Regions from separate parts of the Homo sapiens genome. Here region 2 is linked to region 1. A link is a loop called in an ENCODE intact Hi-C map of the cell type or tissue named here. Cell type or tissue: sigmoid colon. All regions are shown on one strand. Region 1 overlaps DISP1 (dispatched RND transporter family member 1). Region 2 overlaps TLR5 (toll like receptor 5).

Region 1 (4,000 bases):
CTCTGCTAAAAAAAAATACAAAAACTAGCCGGGCATGGTGGTGCATGCATGTAATCCCAGCTACTCAGGAGGCTGAGGCAGGAGAATCGCTTGAACCTGGGAGGCGGAGGTTGCGGTGAACCGAGATCGCGCCATTGTACTCCAGCCTGGGCAATAAGAGCGAAACTCCGTCTCAAAAAAAAGAATATGCTATCTGAACACCAGTGATGAAACTATTAATGAGCTATGAAAGCAAATGTGTTTTTCCAGAGAGTAAGGCAGTGGACAAGGAAGCAAATCACTTGTATACAAAAATCTTAATTTTTCAATCCCATTTTTTCACTTATGCATTCTTAAAAATACATCTTGAATTTCCAAGAGAAATTAGGAGATTTTGCTATCTTTGGAACTAAAATTATCCTCACAGCCATAATTCTGGAACATGTACTGAGCAAAGAAATGTATTTTGTTACAGACATTTGGGTTGTAACAAATGTAAACCCTCTCTCTGCCACTAACTTTTTCTTTTAACTAAATAGAAATTCATGGATCTATGACTAATTTACTCCCTGGAGAGAAACAACTATAGATTCATCACAGTCTTTCTGCTTGAGTAAAGATTTCATTTTATGTTAAAAAAATTTGAGACAGTAAGTAGAGACTGTCAACATCAGTTGGAAAAGAAAAATTGAGGTTACCACAAAGAAACCTCCTAGGAAAACATTAGATCCCTCTGAAGTTTCTATACAAATGGACGTGACAAACAGATGATGGAAACACCCAAACCACACTACAGGTAAAACATGAAACCTGTTTGATTTACAGTGCTGCCTTCTTTAATTCTGCTTTTGCAATCTCTTACCAGAAACACCTGTGAAAGGAGGCTAGCCAGGGAGTCCACTACATACTTTCATAGATGAAAAGCAGTCTTCCTCCATTTGTAAAACCCTTTGGATTTGCTACTTTTAATATCGACCTAATAAAACCTACGGATGACCTTCACCCTAACTTCAGTCTTGTGTTAGTAAAAATAAACAAATTTTTATTTTTACTAGTCTTGTCTAGTAAAAATAAACAAATCTAACCTCGGAGAGAGAAACTATCTTTTTCCAGCATTCACTTTTTAATAAAAACAAACCCAAATAAGCAGCAATAATCTTCAGTGGGAACATTTTTCTGTTCTTTGATTAGGTTTTTAGCGTTTTTTTCTGCTGGGAAAAGGCCCAAGGAAAGATGACATTTGCGCGTCCCACCACACACTCCCGCAGGCTGTAGTGTAGATAAGCTTGGGTCCTCAGACAGTCCACCAGCTGCAGTGTCATTCTTTCTCTCCCACTCAAGAAAGCATTTCTGTATGCAAGTGAGTGACAGTGACATTATTTGAGGGCTAAGCTCATATCTGTTTTTTAAAAAAGCAAAGCATGTACAAACTGGGGTTCTCATAATTAGTAACAAATTGCCCTTGGCACTTCACACTTGAGAACTGGAACAGCAGTTGAGAACCTTGGCTACAGTACTCTGATGACCAGTGAACTGCGGTATGTGTACATGTATCAGTCAAGAGGACAACTAATGAGACTGTAAAGTTCTCAGAAGGAGGGAGAGTGGGAGGTACCAAGCGGAGTAATCAAGATAATAGGGGTACAGAGGCAAGGGAAATTTTTAAAAAAGGTAATAGAAAAAAAGGAGTGTGAAAGGGGTAAAGTTAAGAAACAGAAAAAATGTGGAAAAGCTCCAAATTGTCTGTTTCTTTGTTTTGCTCACCTTTTTTCTCTTTTAATAATTTTTGGAAGGAGAAGGGGAGCTTGTAAAGCAAATAAGAATACTGAAATACAAAAACTTTCCCATCAGTCTAGAGAATTCTATTCTAGACATAACTGCAGAATTAACACCACAACTTACAAAGGGACAGTCTCAGGTGGGTGCGGTAACTCACGCCTGCAAATGTCAGTACTTTGGGAGGCCCAGCTGGGAGGATCGCTTGAGCCCAGGAGTTCAAGACTGGCCTGGGCGTGATAGTGAGCCCCTATCTCTATAAAAAATAAAAAAATTAGCTGGGGTGGTGGCATGCACCTGTAGTCCCAGCTACTCAGGAGGCTGAGAAGGGAGGATTGCTTGAGCCCAGGAGGTCAGTGCTGCTGTGAGGCAAGATTGCACCATGAAGAAAGCATACTTTCAGCTTTATGGTAGTAACCAAATTTTTAAGCAAAAAAGTGCTGTAAGTAGCACATTTTAACCTCAAAAGTCACATTGGATTGTATCATACTGTCTTTCTGTGAAAGGCTATTCTGCAAGTAGTAACTTCAGTTCAGCACTGGTAAGTTAGGAAGAAAATATTTGAAAATAAAAAAAATCCGCACTTTGATGAGCATTCTTTAAAAGATTCCCAACAAAAACAAAGCCATTCTTCATATTAAGTATTTCCATGAAACATCACTGGCACACTTGGGCTCTATCATGAAGATGAAACAGATACCCTGCAGACAAGCTAAGCTTGGCCTCTAACCCATTTTTCATGCACCAGAGCTCAATGTTTATGGTCTCTGTCAAGTGATTTTAAGGATAACAAAAACCACAACTACTTGTGTGATGCATTTCCTAAATGCTTACGAGATGCTGACTCAAAAGTGTTGGTCATCTTGGTGTCTAGAACTGTTAAAACTGAACAAAGTGCCAGCTTCTATACAAAATAAACTAGGAAGCATGAGAGAAAGGCTGGGAATGGCGGGACTAACATTTAAAGAGCACCTTGTAAATACTACGTACTTTATAAATGTTCAAAAAAGAAATGTAGCATATATTGAATAACTATTTTGAGCATGAAAAAAATACTTTTTTCTCTTTAAGAGAACAGTGAACTTAGAAATCAAAAGATGTGAAGTTAAAGTCTGGACCCTGAAACTTATTAGTTGAATGATCTTGATGATCTTGAGCAATTCCTTTAATTACTCAGGATTTGTGAGAAAGAGACAATACTTTAAAATGAGCTGGTGTGTGTAACAGTTTTCTATAAACTGTTGAGAATTATCCAAGAGAAAAAAGGTACTACTACCACACTGTTATTTTTTCATCCAAAAATGGCATTCAAACATCAGTTAGGAGTAATGCAAAGACTCATTTAGAGTAAAGCATAAAGTCCCTTTATTCATCAGCACTGTACGCTTTTATGATTTACTTAACAAGATCAACCGATTCTTGCTACTAGCTGAATATGACATAACAATCGATGTTGTCACACCCACAAGCCTAATTAGAATAAGAGACTGTCAGAACTGTAAGAAACCCTAAAAGTCATCCCACTTAACACCTTTATGAAACAAAGGAGAAAAGGGTCCAAGATCATAGAGCAAGTCAATGGCAGAGCCAGGTCTAGAATCCAAATATCTTGACTTGATCCCGTGCTTTATTGGCCACATACTGAAAAGGAAAAGCTGAACACTGATGCAGGCTATGAGGTATTGCTTGTGAACTGAAAATGAAAAGGAACGCAGAAATGGGAAGAGCTTCCTAATCAAAAGCAAATGGCACTTGTGCACAAGAGGGCATATGCAAGGATGTCCACTGAAGTGTGACTTACAATAAGGAAAATAAGTGAGAGCAACCTTAATCTTAATGTTCACTTATTAATAAGAAGATTCTTAAATAACCTTACTGTTCACTTGTTAATAAGAAGATTCTTAAATAAATGGCGGCACATCCATGCAATGGGGCACTACACAATGTGAGTACACATTCATATACAAACATATACATACACATACACTGATATGGAAAGAATTTTAAAACAAAATAATAAGTTTCAAAACAACTCATACTGTATTCATATGAAAAAAGAAAACTAAATACAAAATACGTAAATATATTTTAGAAGCTCAGAAGGGAACTTGGCAAATCAATAGACCTGTTTACCAGAGAGGAAAGAAAAGGATTAGGAAAAGAATAAAAAGTGAGTTTCATTTTGCATTTTTGAATTCCTCATGAGCATATGTTCATAAATTAGTTGTATAATTAAAAAGTGAAC
Region 2 (4,000 bases), 140 kb before region 1:
GAACCAGGGCTGGGGTGCTCACGGGCCAGCGCGAATTCTGGGTGGGCGTGGGCTTGGCAGGCCCTAACTCGGAGCAGCCAGGGGCAGTGAGGGGCTTAGCACCCGGGCCAGGAGCTGCGAAGGGGGCCCCGGGTCCCCCAGCACTGCCGGCCCCGCCGGCGCCACACTCGAATTCTCGACGGGCCTCAGCCGCCTGCCTGCAGGGCAGGGCTCGGGACCTGCAGCCCGCCATACCCGAGTCCCCCTGTGGTGGGCTCTCACGCGGCCAAGCCTCCCCAACGGGCGCCGCCCCCTGCTCCACGGCGCCCGGTCCCATCGACCACCCAAGGACTGAAGAGCACAGGCGCATGGGGTGGGACTGGCGGGCAGCTCTGCCCCTAGCCCTGACGCGGGATCCACTAGGCAAAGCCAGCTGGGCTCCTGAGTCAGGTGGGGACTTGGAGAACTTTTATGTCTAGGTAGAGGATTGTAAATACACCAATCAGCACCCTGTGTCTAGCTCAAGGTTTGTAAATGCACTAATCAGTGCTCTGTGTCTAGCTAATCTATTGTAAATGCACCAATCAGCACCCTGTCAAAACGGACCAATCAGCTCTTTGTAAAACAGACCAATCAGCTCTGTGTAAAATGGACCAATAAGCAGGATGTCGGTGGGGCCAGATAAGGAAATAAAAGCAGGCTGCGGCGGCCAGCAGTGGCAGCCCACTGCGGTCGTCTTTCACACCGTGGAAGGTTTGTTCTTTTGCTCTTTGCAGTAAATCTTGCTGCCGCTCGCTCTTTGGGTCTGCACTACATTTATGAGCTGTAACACTCACTGTGAAGGTCTGCAGCTTAATTCCTGAGGCCAGCAAGACCATGAACCCACAGGGAGGAATGAACAACTCCGGATGGGAAGAATGAACAACTCCAGACGCGCCACCTTAAGAGCTGTAACACTCACCGTGAAGGTCTATAGATTCACTCCTGAAGCCAGCGAGGCCATGAGCCCCCCAGAAGGAAGAAACTCCGAACACGTCCAAACATCAGAAGGAACAAATCCCAGACACACCACCTTTAAGAACTGTAACACTCACCGTGAGGGTCCACGACTTCACTCTTGAAGTCAGTGAGACCAGGAACCCACCAATTTCGGACACAGTATGATAAATAAGCAAATAGACAAGACAAGTAAGGGCTTGTGATCATTGCTTTGATGGAAATAAGATGGTTTTTGAAAGAGTAACACGGCAGGGGATTTATTTCAAATAGTGTGTGCAGGAGAAGTCTCGCTGGGGAAACACTGATGTGAGATCTCGCCACAGTAAGAGCAGAGAGAAGAGGGTTCACATGAAGGAAGCAGCACTTGCGAAGGTCCTGAGGCTGGAAAGAGTTTGGAATGCGTACCATGTGTGTATTCCAGGATGGCTGGTACTTCCACCCTAGGACCTTGGTGCTGGCTGCTCCTTTCCCTCAAACGTTGGGCCTCTCCACATCCTTTCCTTACTTCTGTTAGACACCTGCTCTAATCTCATTACATCAGAGACACCCTTCCTGACTCCTCTCTATAAACAGCAGCCACCACCCGAGCCATGGCACCCCCATCTCCTTTTTCCCACTTTACTTTCTTCCATTGCATTTACCTCTGCCTGTCAGTACCTATTTCCTCTTCCTTTTGTTATCACCTCTTCCGTCCACCAGAATGTAAGCTCCATGAGGGCAGGCTTGGTCCATTTTGCTCACAGCTGTATCTCCAGCTCCTAAAACAATGCCTGAGGCTTGGTGTGCTGGCTCATGTTTGTAATCCCAGCACTTTGAGAGGCCAAGGCCGGTGGATCACTTGAGGTCAGGAGTTCAAGACCGTCCTGGGCCAACATGGTGAAACCCCATCTCTACTAAAAATACAAAAATTAGCTGGGCGTGCTGGCACACATTTCTAATCCAAGCTACTCAGGAGGCTGAGGTGGGAGGATCACTTGAACCCGGGAGGCGGAGGTTGCAGTGAGCTGAGATAGCACCGCTGCACTCCAGCCTGGGTGACAGTGTGAGACCCTGTCTCAAATAAATAATAAATAAAACAGTGCCTGACACATAATGGGTGCTCAGCAAATTTTTTTAATGAGTTATTGAGGAGAAAAACTATTCAAGATAATGTTGACAAGACAGCCAAGAGCTGAATCATGTAAGTACTCACAGGATTTTATTCCAAGTACAGCAGGAAGGAAGGGAAGGGCCCTGTACAAAGAGGAATGATATAAACCAGATTATGTTTTTGAAAGAACATGCTGGCTGCTGGCTGGAAAATGAAAGCAAGACCAGAAATAAGAGAGCCAGTGAGGAGTCTCCAGTCTGGCCCATGCAAAGAGATGGCGGCGGCTTACAGTAGGGCAGTGGATAGGCTTGGGAGGTGGCACCAACAGGACTTGCTGAGGGATTGGATATTGGGGGGATGTTTAAAAGAATGATGTTTAAAAGACTCTGCTGTGTTGTCACCCTGAGACTCTGGATGGATATGGTGAAGCCATTTACTGAGATGGGGGAGAAATTCAGAGTGGTGATAAACATTCTCACCAAGTTTTTCCTAACGATTATTAGATGCCTGAGTTTGAAACTTTGAGTCAATCCAGGCATCCATGCCTACTTCTGATTTGCTGTAGCTTGTGTGCCACAGCCTCCCAGTTTCTGTGGAAACCCCACCATACATCAGCCCCAGCACAAAGCACAACCTCGTCAGAGCTAGCCCACCTCCAGCACCGTGACTGCTCCAGGCTTAATCTCTCCTGGTGTTGACACTTTTGCCAGTGATGGTGTCTCATGGGATTCATGCTCTTTATAAACCATTGCCTTCTTCCTATTTCTTTCATTTATTTTTCCTCTCATTCTCCTGCCCTCTGAGCTATATAACTCTTCCTTTACCTTCCAACAGAGGCCTTTCATTACATTTAAAGCAAATGGAATGCATAGTAGGCACCAAAGATGGAGGTGCTGTGCAAATAATAGACACCAAGCTCTCTGCAGGTGGGGTCCTTGTGTGTTTTCTCTTCATAGCACCCAGCACAATACTTGGAACATAAGCCAGACACGTTCATTGAGCACCATTTCTGCTGCACCCATGAAAAAAACACTCAACCCAGACAGATGGTTAGCTCCCCGACAGGACTTAAGCAAGTGGGCCAGTCTCTGTTTATTGTCGTACACTCACACAATCACACAGCTGCCAGGCGAGCACTAGGCACTTATCACACTTTTATTAAACCGATCACATCTGGCTCTTTGTGGGGTGCCAGAAAGTGCCCAATTTCTGCATGATGGGATGGACTGTGTGTGGAGTAAGGTCGGATAAATGGAGATGGGCCAGTAGCCTAGACAAATTAAGGGAGAAAAACAGTGAATTTATTTTCCACTCATCAGCCGAGCTTTCTGTGGGCTAGGAACGGGGTACCCGGCTGAAGTGAAGCAACATTGTGTCTCTTCCTGCTGTTTTCTCCACCTCCCCTCAGCAAATCATGAATGAATAAACAAACGAATGAATGAAGAAACATAGAGTTATTATAAGGATTAAGTGAAGGCAGGGTGCAGTGGCTCATGCCTGTAATCCCAGCATGTTGGGAGGCCAAGGTAGGAGGATCGCTTGAGCTCAGGAGTTGAAGACCAGCATGGGCAACAAAGCGAGACCCCCATCTCTATATTTTTATTTTAATTTAGAATAATAAATAAAATTTTTTTAAAAGAAAAGATTAAGTGAAATGTTTTTTAAGTACCTAGAATAGTGCCTAGTATACAGAAAATTCAACGTAAGTGTTTGATAGAGAGCAAGAATAGGCCAGGTGTGGTGACTCACATCTGTAATCCCAACACTTTGGGAGGTTGAGGCAGGCAGGTCACTTGAGCCCACAAGTTGGAGACCAGCCTGGGCAACATGGTGAAACCCCATTTCTACTAAAAATACAAAAATTAGCCGGGTACAGTGGCACGTGCCTGTAGTTCCAGCTAATCAGGAGGCTGAGATGGAAGGATGGCTTGA

Evidence for each region. Peaks named below come from ENCODE experiments on the same cell type or tissue, not always from the same donor. Only the 100,000 strongest peaks of a DNase experiment are listed, where the experiment ranks them.
Region 2: a loop joins it to region 1, with 2.3 times the contacts of the local background. A loop is called at or near these places in 1 of 110 quality-filtered maps.

The regions. Positions count from the first base shown.
Region 1 is chr1:222,973,221-222,977,220 of GRCh38, reverse strand. All of the region lies in intron 3 of DISP1 (dispatched RND transporter family member 1), which reads right to left. Among named protein-coding and RNA genes, the nearest start is that of DISP1, 160 kb to the right of the region's middle. In sigmoid colon, no CTCF peak of the experiment used is centred here; a DNase peak (open chromatin) is centred at 2,474.
Region 2 is chr1:223,113,303-223,117,302 of GRCh38, reverse strand. The region is part of intron 5 of TLR5 (toll like receptor 5); the gene reads left to right. Among named protein-coding and RNA genes, the nearest start is that of TLR5, 28 kb to the left of the region's middle. RefSeq lists an enhancer at 279-780. In sigmoid colon, no CTCF peak of the experiment used is centred here; a DNase peak (open chromatin) is centred at 2,322.